Linked DNA regions of Homo sapiens: all the other regions are linked to region 2. Evidence: chromatin loops called from intact Hi-C (ENCODE). Cell type or tissue: PC-9. All regions are shown on one strand. Links, peaks and the distances in the headings refer to the core of each region. The heading gives the core; the rest is flanking DNA.

The links. Hi-C counts contacts between places; a loop is a spot of excess contacts. Peaks named below come from ENCODE experiments on the same cell type or tissue, not always from the same donor. Only the 100,000 strongest peaks of a DNase experiment are listed, where the experiment ranks them.
Region 1: a loop joins it to region 2, with 11 times the contacts of the local background. A loop is called at or near these places in 96 of 110 quality-filtered maps.
Region 3: it touches region 2 in a loop (4-fold over the local background); 14 of 110 quality-filtered maps call a loop at or near these places.

The regions. Positions count from the first base shown.
Region 1 is chr2:25,987,677-25,995,619 of GRCh38, reverse strand. It overlaps the pseudogene UQCRHP2. Among named protein-coding and RNA genes, the nearest start is that of KIF3C, 9.2 kb to the right of the region's middle. RefSeq lists a silencer at 3,773-3,822. In PC-9, for the core only: CTCF peaks have their summits at 3,700 and 3,901 (motif pointing left); DNase peaks (open chromatin) are centred at 3,849 and 4,358; H3K4me3 peaks cover 459 bases; H3K27ac peaks cover 768 bases.
Region 2 is chr2:26,141,698-26,149,640 of GRCh38, reverse strand. It overlaps the pseudogene SMARCE1P6. Among named protein-coding and RNA genes, the nearest start is that of GAREM2, 27 kb to the left of the region's middle. In PC-9, for the core only: CTCF peaks have their summits at 4,208 and 4,414; DNase peaks (open chromatin) are centred at 4,480 and 5,470; H3K27ac peaks cover 967 bases.
Region 3 is chr2:25,602,645-25,610,587 of GRCh38, reverse strand. DTNB (dystrobrevin beta) reads left to right here. Exons shown (of 21, transcript NM_021907.5): 5 at 3,267-3,352. Among named protein-coding and RNA genes, the nearest start is that of DTNB, 67 kb to the left of the region's middle. RefSeq lists a silencer at 5,777-6,010. In PC-9, for the core only: CTCF peaks have their summits at 3,300 and 3,500 (motif pointing left); no DNase peak of the experiment used is centred there.

The DNA.
Region 1 (7,943 bases), core at 1,942-5,941, 150 kb after region 2:
AGGTGGGAGGATCACGAAGTCAGGAGTTCGATACCAGCCTGACCAACACGGTGAAACCTTGTTTCTACTAAAAATACAAAATTGGCTGAGCCTGGTGGCGCACACCCGTAATCCCAGCCACTTGAGAGGCTGAGGCAGGAGAATTGCTTGAACCAGGGAGGCAGAGGTTGCAGTGAGCTGAGATTGGGCCATTGCATTCCAGCCTGGACAACAAAAGTGAAACTCCGTCTCAAATAATAATACTTTTTTAAGCCGTGTGTTTATGTACCATGCACCTTTCTGAATGTGTTTTATTCAATTAAACTATGTGTAATTGCCAATATGCAGTCATTTCTTTTTTTTTGCAGATTGCAGATCACAGAACTTTATTAAGATGAAATCACTGCGAATTACACAGAAGCTACCAGACTAAGCCAAAATCCATGAGGTTCATGTGAACTTACAGTTACAGAAATAAGAAACAAATGGCATATCCAAAACCATAAGGAAATATCCTGATGCCCAGGTGATGAAGCCTGTGGGGAATAAGTCCACACATTTATTTCAAGTTGTTAAAGAGTTTGTGGGCCACGCAATGGTCCGTTGCATGCAAAAAGTCAAAGAGCTCCTCCGTGCAATCCTCTTCTGTATGTGATTGAGAGGATACACACTCATCACAGAGCTCCAGCCACTCCTGGGCCTTTACACATTTCTCCAACTGCTGGCATTGCTCTCTCACTGTTGTTAGGGGATCCTGATGTAGAAACACTAATTCCCCCTCTTCTTCTTCCTCCTCCTTAGGATCTCCAGACTCGGTCAGCATCTTTCGCTCGTCCTCCAGTCCTATGTCTGGCTACGGTTCTGGATTCAACACGAGCAGCAACTGCGGCACCTAATCCACTTCAGGATCTAGAAGGACTTGTAAGAGTCACTCAGCTGATATCCGGCGATCTGGCCTGAAGTCAATATGCCGTCATTATTAACCTACAAAATGAGAATTCATGTGATTCAACCCAGTATTTCACACACACACAAAATAATTTACCAAGGCTGGGCGCGGTGGCTCACGCCTGTAATCTCAGCACTTAGGAAGGCCAAGGCGGGTGGATAACCTGAGGTCGGGAGTTCGAGACCAGCCTGACCAACATGGAGAAAGCCCATCTCTACTAAAAATACAAAATTAGCCAGGCGTGGTGGCACATGCCTGTAATCCCAGCTAATAGGGAGGCTGAGGCAGGAGAATCTCTTGAACCCGGAAGGCAGAGGTTGTGGTGAGCCGAGATCGCACCATTGCACTCCAGCCTGGACAACAACAGCGAAAATCTGTCTCAAAAAAAAAAAAAAAATTACATTAAGTTAAGCAGCCATTCAAAATGATGGTTGTGGCTGGGCACGGTGGTTCACACCTGTAATCCCAACACTTTCAGAGGCCAAAGATGGCGAATTGCTTGAGTCCAAGAGTTTGAGACCAGCCTGAGCAACATAGTGAAACCCCATCTCTACAAAAAATAAAAAACAAAAAAATTAGCGGAGTGCCGTGGTGCTGTAGTCCCAGCTACTTGGGAGGCTGAGGTGGGAGGATCACCTGAGCACAGGAGGTCAAGGCTGCAGTGAAACGTGGTTGCACCACTGCACTCTAGTCTGGGTGACAGAGTGTGACCCTGTCTCAAAAAAAAAAAAAGGAAAAGAAAAAAAGATAGTTGTGAAAACTATTAATAGCTTAATTCACCATTTATTCATTAAGCAAATATCTCCTGGGGTCTTATCATGAACCAGGCATATTTCTTTTTTTTTTTTTTCCCGAGACGGAGTTTCACTCTGTCGCCCAGGCTGGAATGCAAAGGAGCCATCTCGACTCATGGCAACCTCCGCTTCCCGGGTTCAAGTGATTCTCCTGCCTCAGCCTCCCAAGTAGCTGGTACTACAGGTGCCCGCCACCACACCCGGCTAATTTTTGTATTTTTAGTAGAGACGGGGTTTCACCATGTTGGCCAGGATGGTCTCGATCTCTTGTCCTCATGATCTGCCTGCCTCAGCCTTCGAAAGTGCTGGGATTACAGGCATGAGCCACTGTGCCGGGCCTGAACCAGGCATATTTCTAGGCACTGGGAGAAATTATCTCATTGCACATTAATGGGAAGAAGAAAACATAAACAGATAAAGAAATATCTAGAATGTCATATTGTGGTAAGTGCTGTGAAGAAAAACAAAATGGAGTAAGGATATAGGGAATGACAAAGAAGTATTTTAGGAAGCACGGACAAAAAAGCTTCTCTGAGGAGATGACATTTGCAAATACAAGTGAATGACAGGAAGGAGGGAAGCCGAGTGAGACGCTGGGAGAGAGAGCTTGCAGGCAGAGGAAAGAGCAAGTGCGCAGGCCCTCAAGCTGGAAGGTGCTTGGCAGGACTGAGGAACAAGGAGGCCAGTGTTGTTGGATGAGAGTAGGGAAGGGGGGAATAGGAACACATGATACAGGAGAAGGGACCAGGAGCTTGATAGAGTACAGTGTACGTGCCCCAACAAGGACTTTGGATTTCATTCTTTTCTTTCTTTCTTTTTTTTTTTTTTTTTTTTTGAGGCAGAGTCTCTCTCTGTCACCCAGGCTGGAGTGCAGTGGCATGATCTCGGCTCACTGTAACCTCCGTCTTCCGGGTTCAAGTGATTCTCCTGCCTCAGCCTCCCAAGTAGCTGGGATTACAGGCATGCACTACCATGCCCGGCTAATTTTTTGTATTTGTAATAGAGACAGGGTTTTGCCATGTTGGCCAAGCTGGTCTTGAACTCCTGACCTCAGGTGATTCGCCCACCTCAGCCTCCCAAAGTACTGGGATAACAGGCGTAAGCCAGTGCGCCCAGCCTGGATTTCGTTCTGAGAGGGATGAGACGTCATTGGAGGATGGAGAGGAGGAGGTAGGATGATTTGATATGTAGTTCTGAAGGAAGACTCTAGCTGTTCTGTCGCAGAGGAAGAGTAGGAGGATAAGGGTGGAACCAGGGGTTCCTGTTAAAATACTACTGCAGCGTGCAGGTGAGAGATGTAGGGGGCATGGACTAAGAGGGTAGTGGTGGTAGCATGGAGAGTTTTGGAATCAGGATCAACAGATTTTCTAAGTAGAACCGGGATAGCATTTGTTGATGAATTGTATTTAGGGTAAGAGGAAGAGGAGTCAACATGTACGATGCTTTAAAACAAAATTGAGACAATTCTATATAGAGTTTGGTCAAAACTCTTTTAAAAATGTTCTTAAATTACTTTTGGAACAAGACACTTACTTATAGCAAATTAGAAGAACTCGAGTTGGGGAGACACAATATATTCATAGATGGATGGATAGCACCATTTAAAAAAGCAGATGGTAATTGCACATCGTACAAATTGCCCCAGAAGGTAAGGAAAGGAAGAGGCCCCTAGGTCTGGAGGAGGCAGGTAGTGTTGAAAGAGGAAGGTAGAGTTAGACCAGATAGAGGTGGATTGAGGGCTGAGCCTCAGGGCTTAGGACAGGGTGGTAGGAAAAACACTGTCTTTCGAGTGGGAGGAATTAGGCTCAAGTTCCAGTGCAGCCACTTACCAGGTAAGTGAATGTGAAGATTAGATAAAACATCTGTGACCCACCCATTAGGTTCTCAGTAAAGGGGAACAACTATGAACTGTTCTTTTTATAATATCCAGAGTCTTAATTTTCAGATTTTTCTATGATTTTTTTATTTAGGTTGACAAATCCTGTTCACCAGAAATTACAGCAGAGATTGTAGACAGGAAGCTGCAGAGGAAAGAGGCACAATGAGAAATCAAGCTTGGACACATTTGGTAGACTCCTATAGTTAGGTAATAACTCATACAGTTAGGTAATTGCATAACGATTGATAGCCCAGAAATTGGAGCTCATCCAGTAATTCTGTCACATAGTCATGTCTCCCTCTGCTGGCAAAACTTGGTTTGTTTGTTTTTGGTTTTGGTTTTGAGATGTCGCCCAGGCTGGAGTGCAGTGGTACGATCTCGGCTCACTGCAACCTCCACCTCCCAGGTTCAAGTGATTCTCCTGCCTCAGCCTCCTGAGTAGCTGGGATTACAGGCTCGTGCCACTAGGCCTGGCTAATTTTTGTATTTTTAGTAGAGACGGGGTTTCGCCATGTTGGCCGGGGTGGTCTTGAACTCCTGACCTCAGGTGATTTACCACCCACCTCAGCCTCCCTAAGTGGTGGGATTACAGGCGTGAGCCACCGCACCTGGCCTGTTTTTTGTTTTGTTTTTTTAGAGACAGGGTCTCCCTCTGTTGCCCAGGCTGGTCTCAAACTCCCAGGCTCAAGGGATCCTTTTGCCTCAGCCTCCCGAAGTACTAGGATAACAGGTGTGAGTCATTACACCCAGCCAGAACTTGGTTTTTGTAGGGTAAATCCAAACCTGAATTACTTGTATTTGAACATTTGTAGACCCCAGGATTACCAAAGAGTGAACTCTGTCTTCTTTGTAGAATCTTACTGTGGCTGTCATTGGGACCACACTGGAAGAAGGTGGTGGAACGGGAATCCCCTGTGGAAAAATGACTTTTGTTGTTGTTGTTGTTGTTGAGACAGAGTCTCGCTCCATCACCTAGGCTGGAGTGCAGGGGCGCAATCTCAGCTCACTGCAACCTCTGCCTCCCAGGTTCAAGCGATTCTCCTGCCTCAGCCTCCTCAGTAGCTGGGACTACAGGCACCTACCACCACACCTGGCTAATTAAGGTATTTTTGGTAGAGGCAGGGTTTCTCCATGTTGGCCAGGCTGGTCTTGAACTCCTGACCTCAAGCAATCTGCCTGCCTTGGCCTCCCAAAATGCAGGGAAATACAGGCGTGAGACACTGCGCCCTGCCAAGAACTTTCATTATCAAAGGAAATGCAGCAAAGGAGCTTCTTCCTCCCACCAAGCCAGTGACGGGTCTGTATTCAATGAAGTTGTCATTCAAACCAGGACTGGGAAGCAACTGATCTGTACCTTACCATCATAGGAAGCTCACCCCGTAGCACAGGGGAAACACTAGGAGGGCTGCAGGTTTGGAGTCTGTAGACTGTGCCACTTGGCTGCGTTTCCTTTCTTAGTCACTTAATCAGTCTGAAGCTTAGGGTCCTCCTTATAATGTGAGGATATTAATAGTTTCTCCTTTCCTGGGATTTATGTGAAGATCAAGTGAGTAACAAATGTGATAATACTTTATTAACTGTTAATCACACTACAAATCTAAGGGTTTATTACTGTGATTTCTTTGTCTCACCTTTCCATTCTCTTGCCTTGAAGGTTTTTTTTTCTTTTCTTTGAGACAGAGTTTCGCTCTTACTGCCCAGGCTGGAGTGCAATGGCACGATCTCGGCTCACTGCAACATCCACCTCCTGAGTTGAAGCGATTCTCCTGCCTCAGCCTCCCGAATAGCTGGTATTGCAGGCGCCCGGCTAATTTTTGTATTTTTTAGTAGAGACAGAGTTTCTCCATGTTGGCCAGGCTGGTCTTGAACTCCTGACTTTGTTATCCGCCCACCTCAGTCTCCCAAAGTGTTGGGATTACAGGCGTGAGCCACCACGCTCGGCCTTTTTAATACATATTTATTTATTTATTTATTTATTTATTTATTTATTTATTTATTCTTGCCTTGAAGGTCTTTAAACATTCATTCATGGCCAGGTGCGGTGGCTGATGCCTGTAATCCCAGCACTTTGGGAGGCCGAGGCAGGTGGATCACCTAAGGTCGGGAGTTCGAGACCAGCCTGACCAACATGGAGAAACCCTGTCTCTACTAAAAATATACACAAAAAATTAGCTGGATGTGGTGGCGCATCCCTGTAATCCCAGCTACTTGGGAGGCTGAGGCAGGAGAATCACTTGAACCTGGGAGGCAGAGGTTGTGGTGAGCCGAGATCGCACCATTGCACTCCAGCCTGGGCAACAAGAGCAAAACTCTGTCTCAAAAAAAAAAAAATTAATTCATTTGCTTAATGGCCAATATTAACTATATTAACTATATAACAATATTATATAATAAATATATTAACTATATATATATATATATTTTTTTTTTTTTTTAAATAGGGTCTCTCTCTGTTGCCCAGGCTGGAGTGCAGTGATGCAATCTTGGCTCACTGCAACCTCTGCCTCCTGGGCTCAAGCCATCCTCCCACCTCAGCTTCCTGAGTAGCTAGGACTACAGCCACATGCCACCACACCTGACTAATTTTTGTGTTTTTTGTTGAGGTGAGGTTTTGGCATGTTGGCCAGGCTGGTCTCGAACTCCCGAGCTCAAGCAATCCACTGGCCTGGCCTCCCAAAGTGCTGAGGTTACAGGCATGAGCCACCGCCCTCGGGCAAATACTAACTACCTTAATTGCAGCCAGAACTGTGTTGGGTATGGGAAAAGGAGACACAAAGACAAAAAACATGGCCCTTGTCTTCAACACTTTATGGTGAGAGAGACAGACTCAGTTAGCCACAGTACAAGTCAAACTGTGATGAGTACTAGGGGTCTAGCTAAACAGAGAGCTATAGCAACATGAAGAGAGGAAATTTTTTTTCTTTTTTACAAATTAATTAATTTTTTTAAAAGATGGGGGTTTCAGTATGTTGCCCAGGCTGGTCTTGAACTTCAGCGCTTAAGTGATCCACTGGCCTCAACCTCCCAAAGTGCTGGGATTACAGGCATGAGCCATCGCACCTGGCCAAAAGGAAAAATAATTCTGGTAGAGTCAGGGGAGTCAAATAAGTCTTCCCAGAAGAGGTGATGCTCATATGGGACTTTATTTATTTGAAAAAATATTTATTGAGCACAAACTATGTACTGGAAGCTGCACTAGTCTTTGTGATCACAAAAATGAATAAAGCAGACATGTTATGACCTCACAGACCAGAGGAGGTGGACAAATTATGATTTAATTATACTTGTACTAATTTCTATGAAGGAAAGTACAGGGAAGGATGAGAACCTATTACAGAGGGACATACCTAGGTTGGTAAATCAAGAAAAATATCCTTAGGGAGGGACATTCAAGCTGAAATCCAAAGGATGAAGAGAAGGTATCTAGGCAAAGATGGTGAGGATAAATATTCTAGAAGCAGAGACACAATGTGTAAAGGCCCTGTGACAGGAAGCTGGAAGGGAGCTGAAGAAGGTCATTGTAACTAGAGCACGAGGGGCAAGATGGAGAGTGGCATGTGATGTGACAGACATGTGCACAGGTGCCATGTTGTGCAGGGCGTTGCTGACTGTGTTAATGATGTGGAGTTTACATTAAGACCAGTAAGAACTGGCCGGGCATGGTGGCTTACGCCTGTAATCCCAGCACTTTGGGAGGCCAGGGTGGCTGGATCACCAGGTCAGGAGATCAAGGCCATCTTGACCAACATGATGAAACCTCGTCTCTACTAAAAATGCAAAAATTAGCTGAGCTTGGTGGCGCGCACCTGTAGTCCTGGCTACTCAGGAGGCTGAGACAGCGAGAATCACTTGAACCCGGGAGGCAGAGGTTACATGGAGCCAAGATCGTGCCACTGTACTCCAGCCTGGCGACAGACAGGGACTCCATCTCAAAAAAAAAAAAAATTCAATGAGAAGCACTGGAAGCTTTTTTTTTTCTTTTTTTTGACAGAGTCTTGTTCTGTCACCCAGGCTGGAGTGCAGTGGCGCGATCTTGGCCCACTACAGCCTCTGCCTCCCGGGTTCAAGTGATTCTCCTGCCTCAGCCTCCCGAGTAGCTGAGACTACAGGCGCGCGCCACCACACCTGGCTCATTTTTGTGTTTTTAGCAGAGACGGGGTTTCACCATGTTGGCCAGGATGATCTCGATCTCCTGACCTCGTGATCCGCCAGCCTCTGCCTCCCAAAGTGCTGGGATTATAGGCATGAGCCACTGCACCCGGCCTGGAAGCTTTTTAAGCATGGGGTGACATGATCAGATAGGTGTTTTTACTTTTACTTTTTTTTTGAGACAGCGTTTCAC
Region 2 (7,943 bases), core at 2,368-6,367:
GACTTTTTGCAGCATTTATGTAAGCAAGGTTCGTGTGGAATTAGAGGTCTTCATAGATTCATTGTACTCTATCTTTTCTACTTTGTATTTGTTTATTCTTGTTTCTCTTCATCAGTGAGATCTCCCCACATGCCATCAATAAGCTTGCCAATCTCCCACAACTTTAGGTCAGGGTTGGAAGCCTTTACTTGGTCCCAGACCTTTCTGCTGTACCTCATGTAGCACATCAGCGGCTTATCTGGTGGCTTTGGGGGTTTTGGAATCATAATACCAAAGGACGCTGGGACCCGGCTATTGGTGCCTGGGTTGCCTCCCAGCCTGTAGTTGTTGTAGGTGAGATGACTGTAAGGATTGTATCCCACAAACCCTGGTGTACTGGACATTTGTGTTGCAGGAGCTGGGGTGGGAGTTGGGGCATAAGATGGTCTTTTTGACATTTTGGAAGATTAAGTTCTCAGTTCCTTAAGAATGAATCTGAGACTTCATGGGCAGAAAAAGTGCCCCAAGCCCTGGCTTCACTTCCCTTTATCCCATGCATGCCCACCCCTCCAATTTTTTAATTTTTTGTAGAAATGGGACTTCACTGTTGCCTCAGCTGGTCTCGAATTCCTGGGCTCAAGTGATCCTCCCACTTCAGCCTCCCAACGTGCTGAATTACAGGCACCAGCCACTGAGCCCAGCCCACTTCCTATATTATGTCCTAAAGTGGGTTTTTTGTTTGTTTGTTTGTTTGTTTACTACAAATAGCCCCTTCACTTTCAGGACTCAGACAAGCACCTTTGGGACACTAGGAATCCCTCCATGACCCTAAGAAAATGCTGCAAAAATGTTAGTTTTATTCTCCTCTCTTCACTGTAGATTTCCCAGTAGGAAGTAGGGGCACAAGAGATCAGGTTTATTCATTCAACAAATAGCATCGTTCATGCAGTGGGTGCTGTTCTAGGTGCTGAAGACAGAGCCATGAATAAGACAGAAAGAGCCCCTGCCCACTTGGAGCTTCTATCCTAGCAGAGACAGGCAATAAACAAATGAACAGTAAATGTTAATATGTCAGGTGGTGGAAAGAGCTGTGGAGGAAAAAAGAAAGCCAAGTGAAAAGGATAGCGAATTCAGGACTGGGAGAGGTGTTGTTCCTGTCCTATGCAATGTGGCCAGGGAAGGTCTCAATGACAAGGGGACATTTGAGCAGAGACCACAAAGAGGTGTCTGTAATCCCAGCACTTTGGGAAGCCGAGGCAGGCGGATCACCTGAGCTCAGGAGTTTGAGACCAGCCTGGCCAACATGGTGAAACCCCATCTCTACCAAAAAATACAAAAATTAGCCGGACATGGTGGTATGTGCCTGTAATCCCAGCTACTCAGGAGGCTGAGGCAGGAGAATCCCTTGAACCTGGGAGGTGGAGGTTGAAATGAGCTGAGATCACGCCACTGCATTCCAGCCGAGGCGTCAGAGTGAGACTCCGTCTCAAAAAAAAAAAAAGCCTGTGGGCAAGGCAGATCTATTAGGGTCTGTATACATAAAGATGTGTACATATATGTATGGTTTTTTATATGTCAACAATAAAAACAAAACAAAAATGATTTGTAAGTGACCTGTTTCTCCTTCAGATTATCTTTGCTTTCTTGAGGACTTGATTATGCATTCAAAATTATACTGATGTTGTATTTCTAAGGTATCTGTAGTGGAGGAGGGGCGCTCAGGTGCTCAGGTTAGCTGGTCTACTTTAGCACCCGGCTTAAAGCACAAATGGGAAGCTTGATCTGCTCTCCTTCATGCATTCATTCATTCACTCATCTAACTATGCATATATATATATATATATACACACACACACACACACACACACACATATATATTTTGAGATAGGGTCTGCACTCTGTTGCTCAGGCTGGAGTGCACTTGTGTGATCATGGCTCACTGCAGTCTCGACCTCCAGACTTAAGTGATCCTCCCACCTTAGCACCTCAAGTTAGGACCACAGGCACATAGCACCACACCCAGCTAATTTTTTATTTTTTGTAAAGATGGACTCTCCCTATGTTGCCTAGGCTGGTCTCAAACTCAGGGGCTCAAGAGATCCTTCTGCTTTGGCCTCCAAAAGGGCTGGAATTACAGGTGTGAGCCACTATGCCTGGCCTCATTTAACAATATTTCTTGGGCACCTACTATGTGCCAGGAATAGTCAGGCACTGGGGATCCTGTGTGAGGCAGGACAGATTTTATCCTAGCTCTCAGAGAGCTGCTCCCAGCAGAGAGAAAGGTTTTGTTTTTTATCCTCATGATTTTGCACTGTCCCTCAGCTATATCACCCACCTATCAATATTATTTCTTCCACTGGTTTTCCTGGAGACTGTCTTCCTGCTCCCCTCTGGGTAGGTTGCTTCCAAGTCCAACTACATAGCCCCTCCAGGACTGGCCCACACTTGAGTCCCTGTTTTCTGAGTCTCCGGCTTTTCTTTTCCTTGGTGTACTCTTTCCTTTTCCTAGAGTAGATTCCTGAGAAGGACAGCAAGGGAAAAAAACATTTACCTGTTTGCATATCTGAATATGTCATTTATTTTGCCTTTACATTTGACAAGTAAGTTCCTTTTCTATTTTTGTATTTTCTCTCTGATAATTACTTTATGTCTTAGTCTGTTTTGTGCTGCTATAACAGAATACTATAGACTGGCTAATTTATAAAGAACAGAAATTTATTTCCCCCACTTTTTTTTTTTTTTTTTTTTTTAATGAGACAGAGTCTTGCTCTGTTGCCCAGGCTGGAGTGCAGTGGCTTGATCTCAGCTCACTGCAACCTCCGCCTCCTGGATTCAAGTGATTCTTCTGCCTCAGCCTCCAGAGTAGCCTCCCGAGTAGCTGGGACTATAAATATGTGCTACGACATCCAGCTAATTTTTGTATTTTTAGTAGAGACGGGGTTTCACTATGTTGGCCAGGCTGGTCTCAAACTCCTGTCCTCAAGTGATCTGCCTGCCTGGGCCTCCCAAAGTGCTGGGATTACAGGCAGGAGCCACTGTGCCTGGCCTATTCTTCTCTTGAATCATTTTATTTCAGTGGATAGTTTTTATTTTAGAGATCATTTTTTCATTATTTGTTCTTTTTTATAGCATCCTATTCTTAATTTATGGATCCCATGTCATTCAAAAATATTGCTTAAAGTGAGTTTGGGGTTTTTCTTTGGTTTTCCTTACCTTTTTTCCCCTGAAGTCTCCTTTTTATGTTTGTTAGTTGTTTTACTGTCTCTTTTATGTCAACATGAAGAACTGAATATCTGACTCAATCTGGGTGTCAGGTATGTGGATTGTTATTTTTATTTATTTTATTTATTTTTATTATTATTATTTTTTGAGACGTTGTTGCTCTGTTGCCAGGCTGGAGTGCAGTGGCACAATCTCAGCTCACTGCAACCTCCACCTCCTGGGTTCAAGCAATTCTCCTACCTCAGTTTCCTGAGTGGCTGGGATTATAGGTGTGTGCAACCATGCCCGGCTATTTTTTTCTGTAGATTGTTATTAATTTTCCTATACTTTTCTTTATGTTGACTGATTTCGTATATACGGTTTTGGTAGATTGGAAACTTTGTATGTGTTTATATGTCCTCAGAACTGGAGGAATCTGCTATAAGGGGCCTTTTTGTTGGTGAACTTCCATGTGACAGAAGGACTTCCTAATCTTCTGCCTGAGTACATGTATTTGGCTGCTAAAATTCTGGGAAAGGGAAGGAAGAATGAAGGAAAGAAGCTTAGGAGCCCATTATTCAAGACAGGCGTCCACTTCATTCCTTGTTTTTGATACTATGACTCACCTCCACCTCTCTCTGGGCCTGGTGGCCTCACATCTGAAGCCTCTATAGTTTCATTTCTGCAAATAATAAGGCTTGAAGAGGGGTGACAGCAACTCCTGGCTGTGAGGGGTGGGAAGGGACACTTGGGATCCGTTATTTCCTTGCTCCATTTTTAGCCCATTGCCATATGCCTCAGTTGTCCATGGTAACTGGTACCTATAAATCCTGGAACTCTTGGGATCCCATCAGAGAAAATATACCCACTTCTTATCGACATCCCCCTTTGAAAACAATGAGGTTGTAACTTATGCTCCACGTCAGTTAGCTCTGTTTTCCATCTTCCATTTTTTAAAGACTAATATTTACATACATAAAAATTTTAATTCTCACTTGCTGATGTCTCTTGCTCCCTAATTTTTATCTTTGTAGGTTTATACTTTTAAAATTCCGTGTCTGCCATGCTGGTGGGGGTAGGGAGAGATCATTTAATTTTGTGTGGCTATATATTACCCTAAAATCTTGATGGGCTTTTGAGAAATCTCTCATGGCACACTGAAGAAATGCAGTTTCCAGCATTGGTCACACGGTGGCGGAGCGACCCTACGTTTAATTTATAGTTTCTCCATGCAAGCCCCACTGCCAACCCCACAAGAGTTGGGGTATTGGAGTCCTGGCTAATCCAGCAAGGTGGACTACAGAATTGTAGAATATTTCCATTGAACTGTTGGAGAGCTTTCGAGTCCATCTCCTTTAGAGACAAGGAAATGATTCACAGGAGTCAACTAATGTATCCAATACCCGGAAGTAGTAAGAATAAATTTGAACTTTAAATTTTTTTTTTTTTTTTTGAGGCGGAGTCTCACTCTGTTGCCTAGGCTGGAGTGCAGTGGTGTGATCTCGGCTCACTGCAACCTCCGCTTCCCAGGATCAAGTGATTCTCCTGCCTCAGCCTCCTGAGTAGCTGGGATTACAGGCATGCGTTCCCATGCCTGGCTAATTTTTGTATTTTTAGTAGAGACGGGGTTTCACCATGTTGGTCAGGCTGGTCTCAAACTCCTGACATTGTGATCCTCCCACCTCAGCTTCCCAAAGTGCTGAGATTACAGGCATGAGCCACCAGGCCCCGCCTTTTTTCTTTTTCTTTCTTTCTTTTTTTTTTTTTGAGACAGTCTTGCTCTGTTGCCCAGGCTGGAGTGCAGTGGCATGATCTCGGCTTACTAATACCTATCTCAGGTTCAAGTGATTCTCCTGCCTCAGCCTCCCAAGTAGCTGGGATTACAGGCACGTGCCACCACACCAGGCTAATTTTTATATTTTTAGTAGATGCAGGGTTTCACCATGTTGGCCAGGCTTGTCTCAAACTCCTGACCTCAAGTGATCCACCAGACTCGGCCTCCCAAGTGCTGGGATTACAGGCGTGAGCCACTGTGCCCAGACTAAAAGTTATAATTGAAGTTGCCTTTGAATCAAGATGGGACTGTGAATGTATGGAAGTGGGGGTGGGGAAAAGGAGGCCGCTGCATCCCCTGCTTGAATGTGATGGGAGAGGGAAGCTGAAGGAACGTCACCGGTTCACTCACTGCATGTTCTGAGCACCTGCTGCGTGGACAGCAATGCAATAAGATTTGTGAAAACACAAAAAGGACTAGAGTCCCTGCCCACCACTCGCTCACAATCCATTAAAGAGATAAGCCAGTTAACCACAAACAAGGAAGTAGGCAATAAATGCCCAACGGAAAAGCAGGCCAAATGTATTCTTCTCGGGATTTAGAAGAGAAAGGCAACTGCTCTGCTCAGAAGTGGGGAATATACCTGCTGGTGGGATTCGGGCTGGCCTTGGGAAAATAGCATAGGGCCACCTTTCTCAAATTGTAATTTGTGTGAGACTCCTCTGGGGCTTTTGTGTAATCATAGATGTGAATTGTGCAGAGCAGCTGCAGTTCTCAGAAGCTCCCAGGTGATTCCCATGCAGGTGATCTGAAGAACACACTTTGAGTAGCAAGGGTATGGGAACTGGTTCATGAACTTGGCTGCACATGGGAATCACATAGGAAGTTAAAAACGAACAAAAAGCCACTATCATCTCAGGAATTCTGGGGTGCAACCTTGGCATTAGTTTGTTTGCTTATTGTGTAAAGAAAGTGTCTCACTATACCCTCAGGCTGGTCTTGAACCCCTGGCCTCAAGCAGTCCTCCCATCTCGGCTTCCCAAAGTGCTGGGACTCCAGGCATGAACCACTGCACAGAGCCAGTGCTTGTATTTCTAAAAGCACTCCCCTAATGTGCAGTAAAGTTTGCACACCACTGGCATAGTAGATATTTGTCACTCTTTTTGCCCATCCAGTTACCTAAATCCCCCATCTTAGAGTCAGAGGCCACCTCCCACTATTGAAGCTGAAAACAAGAGATTCTCCCTTTTCCCCACTTCCCTGGCACCTGGGGCAGGGGCATGTATTTTGGGCTTCACCAACCAATAACCATCCAGACTGTGAACAAGAAGCCACTGAAACAAAGCAGAATCCATACAGTATCCATCCACCTTTGCAGGAGTTTTGGCACTGGCGGCAGCCAGTTTTCAGAGGCAGCAGGGACAATTCTTGGGGCGTGATGTCTGTGTTGATCAGCAGTGACTACAGGGCCTTAGCAGACCAATTCTTTTAAGTCTAATTTTGAGCACTGGTCTTGATGCACAATCTTTTTTGTTGTTGTTTTGGAGGGCACACCCGGATCTTGGTGCACAGCCTTTAAGACTGGTTCTATGGTCTTAGAGACTAGGAGCTACCCAGTATAACCGTAGACACACACGTTCACAGCCCTTTAGGGCTAAACTTATAATACATTTTTTTTTTTCGAGATGGGGGTCTCACTTTATCAACCAGGCTGGAGTGTGGAGTGGAGTGCAGTGGTGTAATCTTGGCTAACTATAGCCTCAACCTCCAGGACTCAACTGATCCTCCCACCTCAGTCTCCCAGGCAGCTGAGACCACAGATGCACACCACCATGCCTGGCTAATTTTTGTTATTTTTTGTAGAGACAGATTTTCGTCATGTTGCCCAGGCTGGTCTAGAACTATTGAGCTCAGGCAATCCACCCACCTCAGCCTCCCAAAGTGCTGAGATTACAGGCATGAGCCACCACGCCCAGCCCTTATAATACAAATTTTAAAACTTAATAAAACAAATGGGTAGATTAATAAATTGTTATAAGGCAAACCCCCTTGCAACCAATATCCATGTGAAAAGATTTTGCTATCCTAGGAACCCTCTGCTAAGAATATCCCTATCCTGGCCGGGCACAGTGGCTCCCGCCTGTAATCCCAGCACTTTGGGAGGCTGAGTGGGAGGCCGATTACCTGAGGTCAGGAGTTCGAGACCAGTCCGGGCAACATGGTGAAATGTCATCGCTGCTAAAAATATAAAAATTAGCCAGGCGTGGTGGTGGGTGCCTGTAATCCCAGCTACTGGGGAGGCTGAGGCATGAGAATCACTTGAAACTGGGAGGCAGAAGTTGCAGTGAGCCGAGATCATGCCATTGCACTCCAGCCTGGGTGACAGGGCGAGACTCTGTCTCAAAATAGTAATAATAATAATATCCCTATCCTGACTTCTAGGATAATGATTTTCTTAATTTACATTAGTATATTATGCTGTACTTTCCTAAACGCACTATAGTTCAGCTTTGCCTGCTTTTCTCTCTCTACCTATTGAAATTGAATTTTGAAGAGGCTGAAGCAATTGTCCTGTAAAGTTTACGGTCTGGATTTTGTTGATTGATTTAGTATAACATGTTCTGTGCTCGTTTTTCCTATAAATTAGCAGTTGGCTCTAAACTACAGATCTGATCTTTTGATCAGGCATGGCCTCCTCATAAGCATGGTGCTCTTGGTCAGAAGGAACATAAATGTCTGTTTTGTTGGATCTTTTTGTGATGTTAGTAGCCATCGACCGTTGCCTAGATCCATGAATTCATCAGAGGTTGTGAGATAAGACTCTATTACTTCTTCTTTTTGGTTGTTGTTGGAATACTTCTGTACAGAGAAACTTCATCTTGTTGACTATTCAGTTACGCAGTGGTATAGTTCATATAAGGAAGGTAAGATTAATTATTGATTCTTTTACTTACCACCAGAGGAGTTGTAGGGGGAGGGAAGAGCTATT
Region 3 (7,943 bases), core at 1,942-5,941, 540 kb after region 2:
GAACTTTAAATGTTCATGAGGGAACATTTTGTGAAAGTTCATTCATGAATTATGCACTTTTCTATAGGTTCATTATACTTTAATGAAAAGTTAAAAAGGATACCATACAGAATTAACTAAAGGCATAATCGTTGATCATGGTTAGAGCTTAAAATTATATAAAACCAGAGAGATTACTTACTTTTTCCTGGCACATATACTCTCTCTCTCTTTAAAGTGATCATTTAAAAAGTAATCAATTATGAAAGTGATAAATATTACATTACAAAATAAAAGGAAGTGTAGCTAAACTATTTCTTTAAAAATCTTTCAAGCCAGGTGTGGTGGCATGTGCCTGTGGTCCCAGCTACTCAGGAGGCGAAGGTGGGAGGATTGTTTGAGCCCAGGAGGTTGAGGCTGCAGTGTGCTGTGATCACGCCACTGTATTTCAGCCTGGGCGACAGAGGGAGACCCTGTCTCAAAACAAAACAAGACAACAACAAAAAAAATATAGTTCACCTAAGTCAGACTTCACACTGCTTAGACTGAGGACAGTCTTTGGAAACAGTAACTTATGACATCTACAAAATTTATCTCATTATTTTTGAGATTTCTGTTCCTTTTATTATTAATTAAGGTCAGTGTCTTTTCATGCACTTAATAGTCATTTGTATTTCTTCCATGTCTATTTTGTGTATGTGAATGCAGCTTCCCTTTTTCTCTTGTGTCTTTTTTTCTTTTCTTTTTATAAAGTTGATTTGTTTTGGGTCAGTGGTTCTCAATTCTGGCTGTTTTGAATCACTTGGGGAACTCCTAAGAATTACCAGTGTCAACGCCCCACCCTAGGCCAAATAATTAGGATCTCTAAGGGTTGGGCCTAAGCCTTGGTATTTTTAATTTTGTGTGTGTGTGTGTGTGTGTGTGTGTGTGTGTGTGTGTGTGTGTGTGTGTACATTCTATTATGGAAATGTTTATGCATAGCAACATATATAACAAGTTTTTTTTTTTTTTTTGAAAGAGTTTCGCTCTTGTTGCCCAGGCAACAAGAGATGATGCTATCTCAGCTCACTGCAACCTCCGCCTCCTGGGTTCAAGCAATTTTCCTGCCTCAGCCTTCTGAGTAGCTGGGATTACAGGCATGCGCCACCACACCTGGCTAATTTTGTATTTTTAGTAGAGACGGAGTTTCTTCATGTTGGTCAGGCTGGTCTTGAACTCCCGACCTCAGGTGATCTGCCTGCCTCGGCCTCCCAAAGTGCTGGGATTACAGGCGTGAGCCACTGTACCCGGCCCATCAGGCATTCTTAATCCCACTCTGGACTTCAGCAATAGTTTCTTTTGTTGCTTCATCTTTGTGGGCCACTTTACTTCAGGTTAGAAGCTGTATCCATCAGAGTTCTTAGTTGTAAGTAATAGATACCATCTCTGGCTAATTAATTAAAAGGGTGACCCACAGATTCTGTAAGTAGGTTGGGAAAGTAGGCTTGAAAACTACACTGCTAGGAACATAGTGCAAAATGATTGCACAGAACTCTCATGAAGACACCTCTCTGGCCACAGACCTTGCTGCTTGTGCTCCAAACACCACTGATGCTGGGCTCTGGGTGCTGCCCCAAGAATCATTATCTCTGCTGCCCCAGAACACTGAATGTAGCTGCCCCTACTGCTGCCATCCCCACTAGGTGGATTCTTCTGGAGTTCCTGCTTCTCCAAGTTAATATTTACCCCCTTGAAATCTAGCATAGTGCATTTTATTGGTGGAGCTCTGTTATGTGCCCCTATCCTAGTTTCAGAGAAAGATGAGAAAGCAAATATATGTTTTTTTTTCCTTCTTTGTACTTTAGTAGTGGAAAGTCTACTTGTCCCATAAGGTAGGGTGTGCTTAAATGTAGACTCAGCTTTCAAGTGCTTGGTGTCAAAAAAGAAAGTCCACTGTAAAAGCTCTGTATCAGTCTTAGAAACCCATTCCTTTTAACCTAATGATCTATCTTATAACCACTAGCTTTTCTTACATAATGCAGTAGATATTTGATGCAGGAATATGCCTTATTTATGGGTGCCATATTGCTTTGTACATGGAGCTGTATCTTTATTTCTGAAGAACAATATATTTTAAAAACCCCATTCTAATTTTAGCTAGTTGCAGTCATTCCTATTTTGTTTTATGAATAAACTCAAGGAGATGTTATAGTTAAAAGCTCAACTGTAACAAATATTGATATTTCCTGGTGGTGTTTTCACAGATAATTTTCTAGCGTATAGGCTATTTGCCTTTTTTCAGGTGTGATCTTTCTGTATATAAAGACAGTGTGGAAAATGGGAAACACTGTATTAGAACCATTGTGGATATAAATAGGATGATACATTCTTTTTCTAAACAAAGAAGGTATAGCTCTCATTATTGCAAAAGTGTTTTACTCTAAGTTACAATGAAACATTGTGAACACAAGCTTTTAAAAATTAACACAAAAAGCACATTCTTGGCTTACCTGTGATAACTTTAACAACCAACTAGTGAAGTTTTTATCTGCTGTGAAACCAGGGCATAGTTGAGTGAATGAAGCCGTGGACACTTTGGGTCAGGGGCCTCGGTGATATTGTCTTGGTTCTGCTGGTGGTGTGCAGCATTACCTTAGGTGATTCATTTATGTTCTTCTACATTTCGTCTTTCCAGTTCCTAAAGAAGAATTAATGTTACTATCCCTTCCTCTTCACTTTTCTTACAGTGGTGTATTAGAAGATCTGAGACAGGTGTGATTGAGCTTCTTAGAATAAACACGTGGTAACATAAAGGTTGTTACAGTAAAAACAAAGATGAATGTACTATAAAATCTTCATAGTAAGATGCACCCTGTTGTTTAGTATGTAACAAGAAACCATTGTTGTAATATCCTGATGTAAGGTTATGTTTCTGAATTATATTCAAACCAGGTGGCCCCTCAGTTTTGAATACTTAAGAACTACAGCTGTGGATTTAATGGGTTTAATTAATAGGAAATTCACTTCAGGTTCATCCATTTGACCTCTGCTACATAGCCAACAGAAATTACATAGAATGTTTCTAAAACTTCCAGAAAATTCAGGCTAGCTTTAGCATTCTTCACCTAGCATAGGTGAAGTCTTAATTCTACAAATGAAAAAAAAAAAATCCAGGGTTTCTAAATGTGGTAAAATTGTAACAGACAAGGTCAGGAATCAACTTACTGGGTTGCTCAGTATTTAGTGATACATTCGAGTCCTTTTGTGGTTTCAGATAGCAATTATTTCTAATATAATTTATTTTGCAGTGAGGGCCGAGGCAAGTTGACGGTATTTTCAGTTAAAGCTATGTTAGCAACCATGTGTGGTGGAAAAATGCTGGACAAATTGAGATGTAAGTATTTTCATATTATTTGAAAAATGCCATTTTCAAATTAGGACTTTTAAATGAATATTGTCAGAATTTTGAATGATGTTATATTGAGCTTTTAAAAAAATTACCATGTCACTCACGCTGCAGCAGCTGGCTCACAGTAGGTGAGTTATGCCACCTACTGTTCAGATGGAAAAGTTGGTTAATTTAATTTATTGTTAGTCCTTTTTAGTGAGAAAATGGAAAAGACTCAGAATCATAATGCTGACATTTAAAAACTTATTTTAGAAATGTTTTCCACATTATTAAAATTATGCTTGAAAATGATTATATTGAGAACTTTTAGTTAAAGTAAATTTGATTGCTTTTACTGAGTTCGGTCTGGTTTAGCTCTTAATAACTCCATTCTTCATCAGGTGATGTTTGCTGTGATTACATTATTCCTTACTACTCTAGAGTCAGCCACAGTTATTTAGAAGCTGATGACCTGTTTTTTTAAAAAAATTCCTGTTATCTTTGCTAATTTTTTTTTAACCATTAGTCATTTTGGCATTTTACCATTCATTAGATACTATAAGAAGGTGATTAGATGAAATCAAAAGAGATGAAATTCACAACTATTTAATTTTGCTGCTTATGGTTTTTATTTATTCAGTTATTAGTTATTAACTCCCTAAGATATGCCAAGAATTGTGCTAGGTGCTTTACATGTATTTTCTCATGGAATCCTTAAAATTCCTTTGAGCAGCAGGTGATATTTTCTTCATTTTATCGATGAGTTAACCAAGGGGGCAAAGCTGGGGTTTTAACTCAGATGTCAGAGCCCTGTTCTGAGCTATGTGATTGTGCTCCCCTGTGCTAGTGCTGTAGCAGGAGACACACGTGTAATTTCAGTACAGTGTTCAGAGTGCCATAAAGCAGTAGCCACAGAGTAGGAAACTGGATGCCAGCTTTCAAGGGATGAGACTGAAGTCTTAATGAGGTAGTGTGGTAGTGTGGTACCCTGTGAGCCCGGATTTGGATGACTGAGTCCTTGCAATATTCCTCCATGCCCTTTTTTTTTTTAAATTGAAAGATACAGAGGTTTGATCAGATTCAAGTATTAATACAAGTTTTTCGGCAAGATTACTTCATAGGTGTATTTGTTTTTTGTGCTTTTTCTTACTTTACCATGACACTGAAAGTTGGAAAGCTAGATGGCCCATTAGATATAGATTTAGATATTCCAAAGAAAGATCTTAATGTATTTGGTCAACTGTTATCCAGTTTATCTTCATTTCAAAGTTAGCTGCAATATAGAACATGTTTTTGGTAATAAGAATTATGGTTTTATTTAAATATTCTTCTGAGGTTTTTCACATGGTATATCCCAAAATATTCTTTGGGCTGAAATTCCTTTTATATTTTTGTAAAATATAAAAATATGTTTTTCTGAGGAAGATAATATGTATGAAAGTATATTTCATCAAACACAAAGAAAAGTTGTAGTCTTGTCTAATTTTTAATGATGCTGATACCAGATAAAGAATATATATACCATCTTTATTAATATTGGGGAGACTGGTTGAAAAATACAGTAGTAGAAAAATACATTAGCAGAAAATTAACTGTATTCTAGATGACTCTGGAATCTTTAAATTTCTTTAAAGTCTACTATATTTACATAGAGCCAGCTCACCTGGCATATGGTAAATACTTAAAATTTTGTCAAATGTAAATTGTTGATTGAATAATAAAATTACTCCAGTTCTGCGTTATAACTGTTAGTGAAAAGGCGCAAATTCTAGTTCTCGGTTTGGAAGGGATCCAGGTGATAGCAGTTTTTTTGATGTGGCTTCTGAACTTTTTGGAGGAACACGAAGTGACCAAGATTGAAGTGGTGCAAAAGCCCACGGGCCAAGCCAAAGGTGACATGTCAGCATGCTCAGGACCCCAAGTCATTGCAATAGTGTTTGGATGGCTGTGATACAGACTGTGCTGGGTTACCAATCACTGTGTTTATCTGATTCAAGTAGATTTCAAGTGTGGTTTATCTTTTCCTTGCTAAAAATTATAGTTTCTCTGCTAGTTGTAGGTCTGTTTCATTATTTTTGTTGTACTGTAATTATCTTGGCTTGGGCTTGAGATGTTCAACATAAGTAAAATACTTGGGTAGGGAAGCCTATCTCTACTTTTTAATCTTCCAAGGTGGAAAACACTTTAAAATGTGGCTTGCCCCTTCCATTTTAAACAGAACTTGGCTGGGTGCAGTGGCTCATGCCTGTCATCCCAGCACTTTGGGAGGCTGAGGTGGGAGGATCACTTGAGGCCAGGAGTTTGAGACCAGCCTGGGCAACGTAGTGAGACTGTGTATCTATAAAAGCAATTTTAAGGCCGGGTGCAGTGGCTCCCGCCTGTAATCCCAGCACTTTGGGAGGTTGGGGTGGATCACCTGAGGCCAGGAGTTTGAGACCAGCCTGGCCAACATGGTGAAACCTTGTCTCTACTAAAAATACAAAAATTAGCTGGGCATGGTGGCACATGCCTATAATCCCAGCTACTCGGGAGGCTGAGGCAGAATTGCTTGAGCCCAGGAGATGGAGGTTGTAGTGAGCCAAGAGCATGCCACTGCACTCTAGCCTGGCCGACGGAGTGAGACTGTCTCAAAAAAATAAATAAATAAAAATAAAAGTAATTTAAAAAGTTAGTTTGGCATGGCAGTACATACCTGAGGTCCCAGCTCCTCAGGAAGCTGAGCCAGGAGGATCACTTGAGGCTAGAAGTTCGAGGCTGCAGTGAGCTATGGTCATGTCACTGCACTGCAGCCTGGGTAGTGGAGTGAGACTGTCTCAAGAAAAGAAAGAGAGAGAGAGAGAGAAAGAAGGGAGAGAGAGAAAAAAAAGAAAAGAAAGAAACGAGAACTCACTGATTATACTTTTAACATTTTCATCTCTTAAGGATGCCATTTTCTGATGCATTTAGGATTTAGGGCTGATTGTGAAGCTTGGTTTGTCTACTCCTCCTATTTTGAGACTATTATGCTTTTTCAGTTCTTGAGTTTTTTGTTGTTGTTGGTGGTGGTGGTGGTGGTGGCGGCAGTGGTTTGTGTATGTCCTTTATCACTGGCAAATATGATGTTATGTGTTTTTGGTGCTCCACTCTCTGGAAATCTCTCCTTGCTTCTGACTTACTACTTTTAATATGCTACGGACAGAGAAGTAATAACCAAACCTCTTAGCATTCTATTTAAAATAAGGATTTAAAGTGATTGTTATGAGAGAAGCACTTGAGCTTGTGTAGTATGATTGTTAGCTTTGGCTATTTTCAGAACCTTTCCCTCCTTGTTTTCTGGTTCTCAGCAATGTCCTACTTAGTTGAGGTGGCTGAATAATTGTGCAGCCAAAAGAGAGAAGTAACACTGTATTGTAACAGCAAATGATCTTTGATTGTTTATTCACTTTCTCATACCTAATTATTCCATTGTTTTGGTTCTTCTTGTTTGCTCCAACCTCCTTCTACTGACTGGACTCTCTGTTGTTACCTCTATTAATGCTCCTGTTATATTAAGTTTTCTCATTTATGGAATGTTTTAGCATTTCTACTTTTTTTTTTCTGCTTTGATCTTCCTGCTTTTTACTTTCTTAGAATTTTTCCTATGATTTTCTCCTCTCTACCTTTTTTATTTGACATGGGGTTTTTGGTTTTAGTATCAAGATAGCATTTGAATGACTGAACAAATATTTGTACTTTCTGTTTAAAACATTTCTTAGATTTTTCAGATTTGTCTTAAGAGAGTTTCTGTCTCCAGGTAGCATTCATTTACAGAGATGGTTCATTGTTGTGGCCATTAGAGACTATGTCCTAGATTCGGAGGTAACTTTTATCAGGATTCTAAATACCAATGATTTATAATCGGAATATGGACTTTAATTAAAAGCACAATCAAAATTCAGTAATGTCAGAAACCCAAAATATAACTCAAGGAAACAAAATTTGTAGACTGTAAAGCCCATTATGTATTAAAACATGCTTAATTATCAATTAATTTGACTGTGCAATTTATTTACTTTAATTCTGCTATTTGTTTTCGAAGAAATTTAGTCTCCTTATTCAAATTGCATCTGGTTGCACTAAAAGGAGCAAAAGATTCATAAATTTATTTTAAAATTCGTTAAAAAGCTGGTGCTACTATTTTGAAAGGCAGTTCAACAATATGTATCAGGAAGGCTTTAAAAAGATTCATATTCATTCACTCAGTCTACTTCTTGAGTTTATCCTAAGGAATTAATCAGAAGTGTACCCCAAGTTTTTTGTATATTGCAACACTTATATGAAAACTGGAAACATCTTTAGTGTCCAAAAGTGAGAACTCAGTTAAATTTTGGGACACCCACATGATTGAATATAATGCCTTTAAAAATAGGTTTTAGATCAAAATGCATAAGTGTAATGTAGTTTTAAACAAAAATTTGCTGTGCACATAGAAAATAAGAAATATACCAAAATAATAACAGGGGTTTTTCTCTGGGTTCTAACACAATGGTTTTATAATAATAATTTATATTATTTATCTTTTTGCATGTTTTTGATAGACCACACTATCAGCAGTCAGAGAAAAGATGACCTGAGATTC